2 separate regions of the Homo sapiens genome follow, and region 1 is linked to region 2. Evidence: read pairs that join two places in POLR2A ChIA-PET (ENCODE). Cell type or tissue: MCF 10A. All regions are shown on one strand.

What was found. ChIA-PET counts read pairs that join two places held together with the same protein. Peaks named below come from ENCODE experiments on the same cell type or tissue, not always from the same donor. Only the 100,000 strongest peaks of a DNase experiment are listed, where the experiment ranks them.
Region 1: POLR2A ChIA-PET joins it to region 2 with 11 read pairs; 7 of 35 experiments call an interaction of 5 or more read pairs at or near these places.

The regions. Positions count from the first base shown.
Region 1 is chr2:70,337,464-70,345,463 of GRCh38, reverse strand. It overlaps the pseudogene BRD7P6. Among named protein-coding and RNA genes, the nearest start is that of FAM136A, 39 kb to the right of the region's middle. In MCF 10A, a CTCF peak has its summit at 4,095 (motif pointing left); a DNase peak (open chromatin) is centred at 4,093.
Region 2 is chr2:70,613,230-70,621,229 of GRCh38, reverse strand. No RefSeq gene overlaps it. Among named protein-coding and RNA genes, the nearest start is that of TGFA, 63 kb to the right of the region's middle. RefSeq lists an enhancer at 784-1,289. In MCF 10A, a CTCF peak has its summit at 3,453 (motif pointing right); DNase peaks (open chromatin) are centred at 3,509 and 4,839.

The sequences.
Region 1 (8,000 bases), 280 kb after region 2:
CACGTCTGTAATCCCAGCACTTTGGGAGGCCAAGGTGGGCAGATCACCTGAGGTTGGGAGTTCAAAACCAGCCTGACCAACATGCAGAAGCCCTGTCTCTACTAAAAATACAAAAAATTAGCCGGGCATGGTGGTGCATGCCTGTAATCCCAACTACTCGGGAGGCTGAGGCGGAGAATCACTTGAACCTTGGAGGCGGAGGTTGCGGTGAGCCGAGATCATGCCATTGTACTCCAGCCTGGGCAACAAGATCGAAACTCTGTCTCAAAAAAAAAAAAAAAAAAAAAAAAAGGCTGTAAGTACTCTGCAGTTGTTAGTTATTTTATTATCAGGGATGCTCTTGGTGGGGTAAATTGGTCTTTAAAATACAAAGAGATTTTGAAGGTCCTGAAAGCAACCTGGAGTGGAAGCGATGAGAAGAAGAAAAAGAGGAGGGCAAACAAGTAAAGAGAAGATCATAAGATGGCTTAAGATTGGAGTCCACTGTAATAAAACAACCAACAAGACATCTCTAGTGGTGGGATGTCAAAGGATTGTAAGAATACATTTAATTTGGAACTGCTGCGTTGTCATGATGTAAACTCCTCCTCTGCCCCAACCCCTAGTACCACAGTGAAGTCTGATCCACACACAACTTGCCTTGTTTGGCGGGAGTGTGGATCATGTGGAAAAAGGAAGAGATTGTACTGCACACATAGGAGAAGGCAGAGTTGGATGGAGACAGTCTTTAAACTGAGGAAGCAGAAGTTTAGAACCAGTGGAAACCATAAGCCTCTCTCCCACTATTTCTCCATCCACACCCTAGCCCACAGCCCTAAGAACCCACAGAAATGTTAGGGAGACCTCTGGATTTCCCATTTGTGAAATAGATGGCTCAAAGGAAGTTTATCTAATTCTTAAGGAATTAGGTGACCCTAACTGACACTTGGGCAACACTTCAATAGACTCAAAACAGGCTGAGACAAGGTTCTTGAATTTGCTTTATTCTGTTATTCAATGATTAGTCATTCATTCATTTATTCACTCATTCAGACATGCAGGCAGTCAATGAATCACATCTACAGAGGATTGGCCACAGGGAAGGCACTGAGCAGTAAGCACTGGAGATTCAACAGTGAACAAGTTCCTGTCCCCACCCTGAAGGCACTTCTGACTGATGAGTGACACAGGCAAGATGAGCACAGAGAGACAAGGAGGCACAGGACCCCGTGGTCATCCAGGCTCTAGGCAGTAGAAGTGGCACATTGGAGGGAAGTGGCAAGGAAGCCCTCCCTCTGGAAATGATTTGGCTGTGGCTGGCATCACCCAGGTCCCTCCAAATGCCTTCCTTTCAGCTGTACCCCAAGACCCATCTTGGCTACTTACAGTCCCCTTCCTCTAAGCAGCAAGTTCTTCTCCATCTCAGCTGCAGCCACTCTGACTTCTGGATTCTCCTCACTCCAGTCCAAGCAGTGAAGTAAGACAGTCTTCCCGGCTCCCTTTTTCTGTTACTTCTCAAAAAATAAAGTACCCAGGCATCTCAGTTTTAAGGATTTGACTGCTAATTACTATAAGGTCATAGGGGACATAAAAAGTGATAAAATGGGTCTGTGTTAGTTACAAAGATTCCAAAATCTTACCACATTCTTAAAGTCCTGATCTTGAGTCAGGAGTTCCTGACTTTCTCTGAGATAGTAAATGAAATGATGATGATGATAATAATAATAGGAGGGGCCAGGCGTGGTGTCTCATGCCTGTAATCCTAGCACTTTGGGAAGCTGAGGCGAGTGGATCACTTGAGTTCAAAACCAGCCTGGCCAACATGGTGAAACCCCATCTCTACCAAAAATATTAAAAATTAGATGGGTGTGGTGGCACGCACCTGTAATCCCAGCTACTCAGGAGGCTGAGGCAGGAGAATCACTTGAACCCAGGAGGCAGAGGTTGCAGTGAGCCGAGATTGTGCCACTGCACTCCAGCCTGGGCAACAGAGTAAGACTCCACCTCAAAAAAATAATAACAGCAGGTATTGGGTGTCTAGGATTTCCAGGTACTTTGCATTCCACAGATATACAAATTTAATAGAATTATCCCCTTTTTGCAGATGAAGAAACAAAGGCTTATACAAAGTGGCTTGTCCAGGGGTGCAAAGCTAGAAAGACATGGATGGTAGGGCCCTGCTATTTGCACTGCACCCCACTCCACGTGTATTCCTGAAGGCAGAGTTCACCACCTCCCCCTCCTCCCTTTGACTAGACCTTGGGCAAAGGTCTGAGGGACCCATTCCCCCATGCTAGCCCCTCTTCCCAGACTCAAAACAGAATCATGGTTGCTTTCCCTTGTTTCAAGTAGGCAACCAGCCTCATCAAGGGTCCCTGGGCTAGGCGATGCCAGGCTGCTCTGAGCTTCAGGACTGACCTGGATTCCTTACCTTCCTTTTCCTCACAAGCACATTCTTATGCTCAGGTAAGCAAGGAACTCACTCAACAAGGAAGAGGTTGGAGCCTGCAAATAAGGATGTTTTCTGTTTCACATACTGTTGTAAGGATAAAATCATTTTTGTGAAAACATGTGACACAGAGTAGGTACTAGATATGTGTGAGTTGATGCTAAACAGGCTTTTCACTCATCTCTAACAAACTCTTCTCAAGCCATCTACCCAATCCTCACTGCTCACTTGAACTAGCTCAGCAGACCACCCCCTCTCCCTAAATCTTCATCTCTTCCTGGTTTTATTAGTTCCCATCTCTCTCAGAAGGAACACCCACCTTACCCCTCTAAGGCTGACCCCTCCATCTGGATGCTGGACCCCATGCCTCACACCAGGCCGTATCAGTTATTCCTCTTTTTTTGTTCGCTTTTTTTTTTTTTTTTTTTTTTTTGAGACGGAGTCTCACTCTGTCTCCCAGGCTGGAGTGTAGTGGTGCGATCTCCTGTATTCAAGCAATTCAGCCTCCTGTGTTCAAGCAATTGTCATGCCTCAGCTTCCGAGTAGCTGGGATTACAGGCATGCGCCACCACACCCAGCTAATTTTTGTATGTTTAGTAGAGATGGGCTTTCGCCATGTTGGCCAGGCTGGTCTCAAACTCCTGGTCTCAAGTGATCCGCCGGCTTTGGCCTCCTGAAGTACTGGGATTACAGGCATGAGCCACCACGCCCAGCCCAGTTATTCCCTTTTAGTCTTTGGTTTCTCATTCCATCTCCTTTCCCTTGCCTATGTGCCAGCTTAGTCTCACCCAAGATTTAAAAAACAAAAACCTCATGACCCTTCCCTCTTCTCAAGTTATAGCCCTTCACTCCTCCCTCCCATCTCTACTGCACTCCCTAAATGCCCTGCCTACCTGGTTTCCTGCAAATGGCATCATAAAAGTCACCAGGGACCTCCTCATTGCCACATCTGATGGTTCCCTTTTTTCTTGATTTTGCAGCTGCACTTGACCCTGAGGGCCACTGCCTCCTAGAAACCATCCCAGCCCATGCCACCATCTCACTGGGTTTGCTCCTGCATCTCTGACCGTGCCTTCCCAGCCTCCTCTGCCACCTCTTTTTCTCTTTAAATGTGGAAGCCCCAGTTTTCTTTCCTTGGCCCCTTTCTCCTTATTTATCACTCTTCCTGGACAATCACATCCACTCATACATCTGCATCAGTCTTCCAAGTCATCATTGCCAGCACCCAAGCACCAGAAGTATGGAGCCAGCCATGCTTTGGTGGAAATTGTGGGTACTGTGAGGGTGCTAGGCTTGGTGCTATCCTTCCCAAAGCTCAGACTTCTGCCTGGTGACCCATGGACACTTTATTCTTAGCTGTCAAATTGATCCATGGGCAAGGACTTCTGCTAGGCACTGGGGAGAATGCACAGAGGCTTAAAGCCCTGCAAGCTGGTCACTAGCCCCCCTTCTCCTTTGCTGGGTTCCCCTCCCTTAGGACATCCACATGGCCACACCCCCCCATCACTGCCATCACAAGTTCTATGCAACAGAAGGAATGATCAATTCAAAAAGGATAAGCCGCCCCTTTGCCAACACCCAAATTCCTTATTCTGTCTCCCCAACACACTTCCCATCACTCCACCCCATTCCCCAGTCAAATGGATCCAGCGTCACATGACAACAGTGCCCTCTAGAGGAGTACTTTTCAAATTGCAGTGGTGCTCTCGATGTGGCTAATTCATTTTCCAAAGGTGACTCGTATGTCCCATCCCACCTGCTGTTCTTACAATGGGACTTTGACACTCCACCCATTATGAAGTAGAGTCTATGTTCCCTTCGCTGCATTGGAGTGGGCTTGTGATTCTGGAGAAAATGATGCTATATGACTTCCACTTGGAGCTCTGAGGCACCTTAATCAGTTCAACTGCCCTGAGGCTGCCATGCACAAGGAAGCCCACACTGAGACCACACGGGGATGCTACCTGGAGAGAGAGATAGCTAATTCAGTCTGTCACTTCCAGCCCCAGCTACTGACCACAGTCACATGAGACACCTAAATCAGAACGGCCCTACTGAGCCCTTCCCAAATTGCTGCCCCAAAGAAACCATGAAAGATACTGAAATAATTACTGTTGCTTTAGGTCATCATGTTGGAATGATTTGTTATGCAGCAATAGATAACTAGATCAGTGGGTCATGAAATCATTCAAGTGTGTCATGACCAGCATTGATTTTTAAGAATTAACTGGTAGAGAACAGAATAGAATGGAAAATGTAATAACAAAAGTTTTGTGGAGAAACTTTTTTCAATAAATGTGTGTGTTTGCATATGTGTATACTGGATCAAGTAATAAAATGTATTTGTTTCTGTGCATCATGTAAAGTTTTTAAAGTTTTAAGAAGCTAGATTATTGTTGCAATTCCAGAAACTACAAAAACCAAACTCCACTAGGATCATCTCAGTGAGTCAAAGAGGCTGGAAATTATAGTACCTTATAAGCAAGTTACAGGTGCACCCATTTAGCTTTGTCATCTAAAGCAGAGGAACAGAAATGCCTTCTGCTTGTGAGAACAAGAAGGGAGGCAACTCCTAGAAAAGCGGTGTTCTAGATGGTTCTTGGATACTTTTACTATAATACTTGGTGCCTTGATCCTCTCAGTAATTAATGGAATTTCTGAGACAGTTTGATGGTATGTTTCTCCATAAAACTCCTGCATCAGCATCACATGGGGGCTTGTAAAAACACAGATCCCTTGGCCACAGTTCAAACGTAAGGCAGGGGGCCCAAGACTCTGTATCTTAACCCAGCCCCCCAAAGGAATTATAAACGCACTAAAGTTTGAGATCTACTGAGTCATAGGGAGGATTGTATGAGTATTGAAACTTAGGGCTGGGCATGGTGGCTCACGCCCATAATCCCAGTGCTTTGGGAGAACATGGAAGGAGGATTACTTGAGCCAGGAGGTCAAGACCAGCCTGGGCAACATAGCGAGACCCCATCTCTTTAAAAAAAAATTTTAGGTTAACTGTCATGCAAAGGCCTGCACTCCAGCCTGGGTGACAGGAGACCCTGTCTTTAAAAAAAAAAAAAAAAAGTTAACTCATCCAAAGACCTAATTGGTCAGAATCCTGAGACATCTTCACTGCACCACGGATGTAACCGGAAATAGCCCTGATTGTCAAGAAAGCTCATCCAGGCCTCCTGTAAAGTAAAAAGCAAGGCTGGAAATGCCTTCATTTCTTTAAAAAGAGGTTGTATTTCTGAGGAGTGTGTGTGTGTGTGCATGCACATGTGTGTATGTCTGTGTCTGTGTCTGGCTGTATGTGTCTGTGTATCTGGGTATGTGTGTGGCTGTGGCAGAAGTCCTGAAAAGGTTCGTTAGACAAGGCGTTTCCTGATAAGCTCCAGGACAGGCCTATCTATTCAGAATACTTTAAGCCTTGTCATACCTGCATGTTTTTCTCGTTCACTCACTGCACACACAGGTACACACACATGCATGCTCAGACTTTACTTTGATTGGTAGGTAACTAAATTCCTACTAGATAAAGTCTCTGCCTCTTTCTTCTTTTTTCTTTCCCAGAATTACATCCATATTAGTATAAATTCACTGGCCTAAAAGAAACGTTAGAGATCCTAAAATTCAGTGCTTTCTTAAGAAATTTGACAAGAACACTTTGTTAAAATCATCATCATGCCTTGACAGAATGCTGGTAGGTCACTTGGATTCAATTAAGCAGACAAAATTGTCTCATAGGAGAGTTAAATGCTCAACAAGATGCAAAGTTTATTTACATGTTGTTTTATCTCATAATAAAGTGAAAATATTAGATTAAATCATTTTATTGCATTAAGAATGAAAAGCACAATTTATGACAAAAAAAGTGTAATAATTACAAGACAAGAGACCTAACATAGAGCAGTACCATCAACCCCACTATCAGTTGGTAATCAGTGCCTATCTCTGCCTAGCAAGCTCAACCTCATGTTTCCAGGCCTGGGTCACTGTTCCTTAAGGATAGTTTATTATGTAAAAAAATATACACACACAATATATATATGTCTTTCTATTTTATTACATGTTCTTCAATACATGTAAGAAAAAATACTGTCTGGATTGCTTTGAGAGTTTGGTTTTGGTTTTAGAATGTTTGAGTTGGTTTTAGGATGTTTAGGATCACTTCACAGATGAGAGATTTAGAAACACTGATTTAACCTCATCTTCAGTGGGGAAAACTGAAGCCAAGAAGGGGAAATAACCTGCCCAAGATGGTAAGTCATTCTTTGCTTCAGGTTTTCAGGAAGAAAACACTTAGAGAAGATTCACGGGCATGCTAAGTACCTGCTGGTCTCTGATCCCGAGGGGAGTCTGGGGCCCACGAGGGGCCAGTGGCTGCTGGGAGTCACAGGCAGAATCAGAAGAAATTCCTGGAATTTGTATATATATATATATATATTTTTTTTTTTCCTTTTTTGTAGAGATGGAGTCTCACTGTGTTAGCCAGGCTGGTCTCAAACTCCTGGCCTCAAGCAATCCTCTGGCCTCGGCCTCCCAAAGTGCTGGGACTACAGACATAAGCCACCATGCTGGAATTTTTAAGATGTTGAGTATTTAAAACAGAGATCACGGCCGGTTGCAGTGGCTCATGCCTGTAATCCCAACACTCTGGGAGGCCAAGGTGGGCAAATCATCTGAGGTCAGGAGTTCAAGACCAGCCTGGCCAACATGGCGAAACCCCATCTCTACTAAAAATAAAGAAGCTAGCCGGGCATGATGGTGTGTGCCTGTAGTCCCAGCTACTTGGGAGGCCAAGCCACGAGAATGGCTTGAACCCAGGAAGCAGAGGTTGCAGTGAGCAGAGATCGCACCACTGCACTCCAGCCTGAGTGACAGAGTGAGACCCTGTCTCAAAAAATAATAATAATAATTAAATTTTTAAAAACAGAGATCAGGTCCTTGGCCATTATTTAGAGATTTGATTATTAATATGCATAACCATCTAGGGAGTTTATAAATAACCTTCAGTCTAATTGGGTGGGCCTAAATTGCCTCAATGTGTCCTTAGTCCCAGCAAGCAATAGACTCAAAGTGTGGGCAGGCTCCCACTTGCTGTGACGAAGCTGGCAGAAGCCACAACAAAGTCAGATCCATTCAGCTCGACTAGGCATAGCTCCATTGAGCAAATATTTTAAAATATTTTCTTAGTTTGTTTTGGGGGTTTTTTGGTTATTGTTTTTGTTTTTTGAGACAGGGTCTTGCTCTGTCACCCAGCCTGGAGTGCAGAGGCACAATCACATCTCACTGCAGCCTTGACCTCCCTGGGATCAGCTGATCCTCCCGCCTCAGCCTTCCAAGTAGCTGAGACTACAAGCATGTGCCAATATGCCTGACTAATTTGGGGCAGGAGGGTTGGTGTGGTTGTTTTTTTGTTTGTCTGTTTGTTTGTTTGTTTTGTAGAGATGGGATTTCACCATGTTGCCCAGGCTGGTCTCAAACTCCTAGGCTCAAGCGATCCACCCGCCTCAGTCTCCCAAAGTGCAGGGCTTACAGGCGTTGAGCTACCATGCCTGGCCCAAAATATTTTTTA
Region 2 (8,000 bases):
CCGTGACTGGTGCTGGAGTTTTGGGTCCACGGATAAAACGTGTCTCCTTTGTCTCTACCAGAAAATGAAAGGAATTGAAATTAAGAGAAGGGGGAGATTGAAGTGTGGTGCCAAGATTGAAAGGGGAAAGAGGTTGAGGGATAGCGAGGGAGGTTGGAGAAGAGAGTAAAAAGAGGCCACTTACCAGATTTAAAATTGGTGAGATGTTTCTTGGGCTGGTCGGTCTGAGGACCTGAGGTTGTAGGGGGATCTTTCTCATGGAACAAAGAACAGGAGGACAGAGGATTGATCTTCCAAGGGAGGTCCCCCGATCCGAGTCACGGCACCAAATTTCATGCGCATCTGTGTAAAGAGACCACCAAACAGGCTTTGTGTGAGCAATAAAGCTGTTTATTTCACCTGGGTGCAGGCGGGCTGAGTCTGAAAAGAGAGTCAGCGAAGGGAGATAGGGGTGGGGCCGTTTTATAGGATTTGGGTAGGTAAAGGAAAAAGGGGGGTTCTCTGGCAGGCAGGAGTGGGGGTCACAAGGTGCTCAGTAGGGGAGCTTTTGAGCCAGGATGAGCCAGGAGAAGGAATTTCACAAGATAATGTCATCAGTTAAGGCAGGAACCGGCCATCTGGATGTGTACGTGCAGGTCACAGGGGATATGATGGCTTAGCTTAGGCTCAGAGGCCTGACAGTGTCCCCCTGGTGTAATCAGTCTCCCATGTCCTGGGTAGTAATGAAATGGCATTGTTTGTCTGGGGTAACACCCAAGGTTCGTGGCCTCACACCAAGGAAATCAAGGACATGGACCACAAGCAGTGAGGTTAAGAGTGAAGGTTTAATAGGCAAAAGAAGGAGAAAAGCTCTTTCTCCTGCAAATAGAGAGGGGCTCTGGAGTGCGTCTTCAGGTTCTGAGGTGAAATGCATGGGGTATCATAGACTAGCTTGAGGAGGCAGTGTCTGATTTACATAGGGCCCAAAAGATTGGTCGGACCAGGTGTGCCATTTACATAGCTTGGGAAGAAGCTGGCCACCCCATCCTAATCTTTTGTTATGCAGATGAATCCTCTGTCTGGCCGGCCCCAGGTTGTCTGCTTCTTTACTGCACACATGTTGACAAAGAAAAGGGAAGAAGGAGCCTCCATGTTGAACATGCCTTGCTTCCAGGTATCACTTTTCTATTGGCGCAGCTGCTGGCATTCGCCCGTGCAAGCTTCTAGCTTGCTTTTCTATATCTGCAGCTTGAGTTTTCAGGATGCTCTTTGTTAAAAAAGAAATGATCTTGGGGCTGCTTTTCATTAAAAGGAAAACCTTACTGAGGACTCTGTTACCCTCACTAACTGCCTAAATAATTTCTTTTGGGCTCCTGTATCAGTGATTTCAAACTTTTCCCTCTCTCCTCCTGCAAGCTCTCCTCCTCTCAGCTGACGAATTTGCTTTCAGTTTCACTGACAAAATTAAAAGAAACATTCCATCATCTCTCACTCTGTGTCTACTCCTTGCCTTCCATCTTATTCCTTGGATGAGTGGATCCTGATCCTAGCAGAGGACGACACCCTCATTTGTCCATCAGATCCCAGCCTCTCTCCTATACTCAAGGGCCTCACATAGCATTTCTCCCTCTCCCTCTTATCACAAACTTTCTCCTGTTAGCTGCATCATTCCCATCAGCAAATAAACATTTATATCCTTCTCCTATTAAAAAAATGCCAAATATTGTTTTCACATCTCCCTTTAGCTATTTCCCCATTTACTTTTCTCATTTACAGCAACGTTTCTCAGAAAAGTTGCCTGTACTCACACTCTTACCACTTTTTCTTGAACTCAATCCAACTGGACTAAACTCAACCCTCTAGTTCACCAAAACTGCTCTTGGGGAGATTATCAGTGACTTCTTAGTTGCTAAATCTGTGTTCAAACCTCAATTCTCACTTTACTTGACCACACATCTCAGTTCGCCCAGAACATCCCTAGCTTATTGTTGTCCTGCCAAAGTTGGGTGCCCTTTTTCGACTTTAAAAGTGCCATACTTTGTATAGTAAAGTATATGGTCACTCTCTTATCTGTAGCATTTGATACTTTGGGTCCTGCTGTCTTCTTTAACATTCTTTCTTCATTTGATCTCTGAACACCACTCTCCTGGTGTTCTTCCTCCATTACTGGCTACAAGACCTTATAAATCTGCCCTTCACCCCCATTACCTGTATGATCTCATCTGCTAGTACAATAGGGTGATTATTAGATTAATGTGTTTGTCAGCTATTGCTATAATAATGCTGCATAACAAATGGTCTTACAATTTCAGTGACTTACAACCCTGATAATTTATTTCCATGCTCCTAGGTCTATAGATTGGCTGTGATTTGGGGTGGGGTAGGCTGGGCCAGACCGGACTCCCAGCTTCTGGTTGGACTCAAGACTGCTCCACATGTCCAGGTTGAAAGGGCCCCACTCACTCTACTCTAGGACTGGCTCCCTGCTCCTCCTTAGGATGCCAGGAACACTCCCTCCTTAGCACCTTTCCATTGCTGTGCCCTCTGACTTGTGCAGTTTGCCCTCCGATATCTGCACGGCTCACTTCCTCACCTTCTGAATGAATTGATTCAGAGATTAATTTATTTGTGTACAGGTTGGCTACTCTCAATGTTTGGCTATTCATCTATTGTCTAGCAATCATTAGCTACTTACTTAGTGGATTATGCCTGTGTTGACAGTTCTACTCTCAACTTCATAACCTCTTTAGGGCTGGTAGCACACCAAAAAATGTTTTGAAGCCAACAAATTCGACATTGATGAAAATTAATGCAAGCATAATTTATTGCTGTGCCAAATCCAGTGTAGACATTTTCAATTGGTGAACACAGCTTAATTAAGAGATATTTATATGTTAAATAGAATTAGATAAAACGTAGGTCCCGACTGAAGTACAATTTATAAATCTGCCATTGTTATTGCAAGATTATTAGCTGCAAAAAGCAACCTCTGCTCCTTTCTAAACTTTCCAGGTATACTACATCGCACAGGCCTATATTTGTGTATTTTACTTTCCCATAATGGTTATGTTGGACTTTATTGCCATTTATAGAAATGGAGGTGGGTCTAATAATTTTTTTGAGGTGGAGTCTTGCTCTGTCTCCCAGGCTGGAGTGCAGTGGCACGATCTCGGCTCACCACAACCTCTGCCTCCCAGGTTCAAGTGATTCTCCTGCCTCAGCCTCCCAAGTAGCTGGGATTACAGGCATGCGCCACCACGCCCAACTGATTAGTAGAGACAGGGTTTCACCATGTTGGCCATGCTGGTCTCGAACTCCTGACCTCAGGTGATCCGCCCACCTCAGCCTCCTAGAGTTCTGGGGTTACAGGCGTGAGCCACCGCACCTGGCCAATTGTCTTAAATTCTGTTCCTGCAGACACTTGCACGTGGGCTTGCAAATCACAGAAAATACACCCTGGTGCCAGCAGGTGGCACCCTCCTCATGCCCAGCCAGGCTCCTCCCAGGAACTGCATTCTGGAGTCCAGGGAGCTTTGGTTTGGGAAATATTTGCCAGGGTTTCTGGTTATGGTCTTTCCCCAACAGGCACCTGTTTGACTGGCATTTCCTGGCATGCACCCATCTTAGCATATTTCTTTGTCGGTAGAGTTTGGCTTGAAGGGAGGTTTCAGTAATTGATTACCTCACACCACCAGGTAAGTTCAGACTTCCTTAGCTTAGAAACCAAACTACACAGAGTGGTGAAAATAAACACGGTCTTGAGTAACTCAACATGGATATTGCTGTTATACTAATAGGGTGTTAATTAGTAAAGAGTGCTTAACTTTTTTACTGCCAATCTAAACAAGCTGGCTATGTTTTTGGCTGTGGGCCCTACAACTGCATCTCAAAGTGCTTTGCAAACATTAATTAAATCCTTCAGTGCACATCCAAGTAGTAGGTATCATCAAACCCTTTTCCAAGATGTGGAAAACAGATTCCCTAAGCCAGTCCTTGCTTAAGGTTAGGCCCAAACTGGGACTGGGTTTAGAATGTTGTGAACAGTTCTGACACTCTCTGCGCCCAGTTCCCTGGAGTGTTCCAGCAAGTCAGCCTTTCAGCCAGACCATGGACGCCTTTTTCTTTGCCAACAACTGCAGGGTCTGAATTTTTCCAGGCTGAGGTTGATTCCTTCTACCCTGTTTGTCCTTATTGATACATTATAACCTGTCACCTCCCTGTCACTTAATTTCTGTTTTAGCAACTGTGATCTTCAAGATGGTGGCTCACAACCTTTGATGCACAGACTTAGGCTGGCTGGATGCAACATTTCTCAGGAAATGCCAAGCACCATGCCACAGTCATCTGAGGTCCTCTCTGAAAAGATACACTTTATCTTTCTGTCATGGTGGGACCCAGGTTCTGGGCCACAGGACTTGGTGGGCTAAAAACACTCACGCCCTATGAGGAGTAAAGGGCTTCTTCCCTGAGTCTTCTATTTCCAGAGTGTTCCTCTCTTCCTTGAAGATGCAGGAGAACAAAACGCACAGGGCACCCAGAAGCGAGGAGTGCCCCCATGCATTCCATGCTGGTGTGTCCAAGGTGCACTGTTTATGCTCTGCCCTGCTTGGGGAGCAGTGGCTCCCAGGCAGGCTGGGCCGGTATCACAGCGAAGCGGGTGGGACCCCCTGTCATCCCCAGAGGCTGGCCTGGCTCTCAGGAGTGAGCCCTGTGGAGTATCAGGCTCAGCGCTTCCATTCTGTCTACCTTGGACACGTGCTGTGGTTATAAACCAAGGTTGCAACACTCCCTGAGCTTTACTACCTGCCTTCTAGATGTGAGGTCAGGCTGACCTGTCAAGCTGTGACAGGCACCTGGGAGCAGGTTACTCACTCCACTCTGCTGAGTTAGGAGAATATTCCCAGAAGAGGTTTCACACCAGATGAATTGTCTGAACTCCGGATGTGGCTAGCCATAAGTGGCTCACACCTGGTGGCTCCTCCAGAAAAGCTCTCCAGGAGGAACCCTGCTGCCCTTAGTGAGCTGAGCAAGGGGGTGTTCCAAGGGAAACCTGACCTCCAGCCAGATACCCTGCAAGGGCTACCTAACTGCAATAGGAGGTTCTCCTGCAAAGACAGCTAGAGGGGCTGCTGTTAGCTTCCTGTCACCTGCTTTCCTTGCTTTCTTTACTTTCCAAGGCAGAGAAGAACTCCACAAGTAATTAACCCTTTACAAACTGAGTCACCGGACTTGGGCTATACAGGACTAGAGGGTTTAGTTGAAGAAGTTCACGTTGTAAAAATAGTGCTTTATGGATCTCTGGAACCTTTGGTAGTACTGTATATGGATTTCCTGAACCATCAGCAGAACACACAGTTAGGCAAGAGGCTCCTGGGGTGCTTCCAGCCTCTGGATCTCCTAGCCTTGCTAGAGATGTGAGGTCATTGGCACACACTGTGTCTATCTAAGCAAAGGCTGGACTGGAGTTTACAGTATGAATTATTGAGTGGGACTCATTTGTGGGTGCAATAAACTGAATGTTTATGTTCCCCTAAATTCATATATTGACAACCTAACCCCCAGTGTAATGATATTGGGAGGTGGGGTCTTTGTGAGGTGATTCAGTCCTGAGGATGGAGGCTGACAGTATTAGTACCTTTATAAGAGACTCCAGAGGGCTCTCTGCCTCCTCCTGCCATGTGAGGACAAAGCTAGAAGACATCCGTCTTTGGGCCAGGAAGCAGGTCCTCACCAGACACCAAATCTGCCAGCATCTTGATCTGGGACTTCCAGCTTCCAGGAGTGTGAGAACCAATTTCTGTTGCTGATAGGCCATCCAGACGGTGGCACTCTGTTACAGCAGCCTCTACAGACCAAGACAGTTAAGGTCTTTGGCCACCAGCTTAATGGCCAGACACCTTCCTCTTACACAAAGGAAGAGCAAGTTTTGGCAATATTGTGCTGTTACATGGTGGTCCCCTAACTACTCCTGGAGTGGGGGGTTCTGGGAGTGCTATACAGAGGGGTGGAATATTCTATTCTGCTAATGTGTGTTCAGCCAAAAGGAAGAAGGAAGGAGGGGAAAGAGAAGTAGGAAAGGAAAAAAGCTCCTAGAATTTGGTTAAGTCACAATGTTACAATCCCGAGGGTGCCAACCTTAAGATGGCAACTGATGAAGACAATGACGACTTTGGGGACAGTTCCTAGGACATATGTAGCCATCTGGGTGGGAGGTATGGATTTACAGTCAAACCTACTTTATACCACAATGCACAATACAGACCACGACTACATGCCTGACTAAAAAATGTTTTCAAACACATGCTTTCAAGACACTAAGGAACGTCTCTAAAGGCCCCAAACAAACAGGGTGGGAATCCAGAGAGGTGAGTGAGAAACAGTCAGTGGTAGGCCCAGGGACTTATGGCAATTCCCCATGACTGGAACATCATTTGCATGGCCATACATAGGACAGGATGCTCCCACGGTGGAAGGGTGTATTGGAGACTCAAATAAAATAGTGACTACCGAGGGCTATACCATCAGTTACAAAAGCATAAAAGAAAATGTCGATCCCACAAAAATGAAGGCAGCAAGAATGCATGTCTCAGCCTTGGCTCTAGGTAGAGGAAAAAGAAAAGAAAAAAAAAAAAAAAAAGAAGGGCTCTCTTCGCTGTGAATTTGTAAATAAAAGCTGGCCTTCATACAGTTTGGGACCTGAATCCATGCTACACAGGTGGCTGAAAGATCCTCAAGCCTCCCTAACTAATGGTGTGCATGCAAAACTATTTAGGAGGAAGCATACTGATGCCTGCAACTTACCTTCCAATACATTTAAAAAATAAGACAGATTGATGGATGGAGAGAGAGGGATGTGTAGATGGACAGACACATGATAAAGCAGGAAGAATAAAATGTTAGTAAAACCTAGGTGGTGGGTATAGGGTATCTTTGTGATTTGGAGTTTTCTCATATGCTCTAAGTTCCCATGTATTTAAGCCTTCTTTAATGTCTTTCTGTAAAGTTTAATCATCTTCTCCACTGATAGCTACATACTTTTATTGGATTTATTCCTAGGGTCTTAATATTTTTAATTGTTATTATAAATGTGCCATGAGTATTTTTCAAGATATCTGACTTTCCACATTCCCAGAAATTAATCTTTGAGATTTTGAACTTTTTTTCATGGATTTGGCTGCAAACATGTGTTGTCATGGTTAAATATTCCACTTTTAAAATGCACCTTCTAACTCATTATCCCTTTTAAACTGTAACTGGTATGCCCTAGGCCTCATCAGCCTACAAGATCATATTTCTATTTATACCTAGAATTAATATGGCCTTATCACCCCCATGATGCTTTCCTGCAGGAATCTAGTGTTGTATCTAGTTGTCTCTGCCCTTCTAAGGATTTCTGAGGTTCAAGCAGAACTGATTTCATGTTCCGCAGACCTCTGCTGGGCGCTGCTGGCAGCAAGGGCCTGTGTCTCACTCTTGGCAGCTGAGCCACCAACGAGCCTTCACCAACACTAAGCTGGGGATCTCCCAAGACTCCTGCTGCTCTTGCCTGAAGCACCTCCTCCCAAGGACAAGCACACGCCCATCCCTTAATTCCTCGCAGTAATGGCTAAGCCAGGAGCGGAAGGTTCAGAGATGGTAGGGGTGATGGGTCAGGGAGACGACACCAGATGCAGCCCAGGCCCAGGATCACACCTCCATGGGACAGGGGCCAGCTTCTCTCCACTACCAGCTCTACTCTTGAGCCTGTAAGTTCAAACCAACTCGACAAGACCCAGAGAGAGGAAAGGGTTTTTGAATCTCTTCGCTCTGAGATTTGCCTCCCTATTCCTCATTTACTATTCCAGGTAAAACTCCTTCCAAGATGATTGACAATGGGAAACTCCACTCCCTTTAGGGGGAAGCCCCACCTCCTCCCAAAGGGGATGGTCCCTTTGCAATCAATGGCCCCTAACAAGACGATCACATCAGAGCATCCTGATCTAATATGAGTATACTCAGTTATTCTGTCATAAGTAATTCTG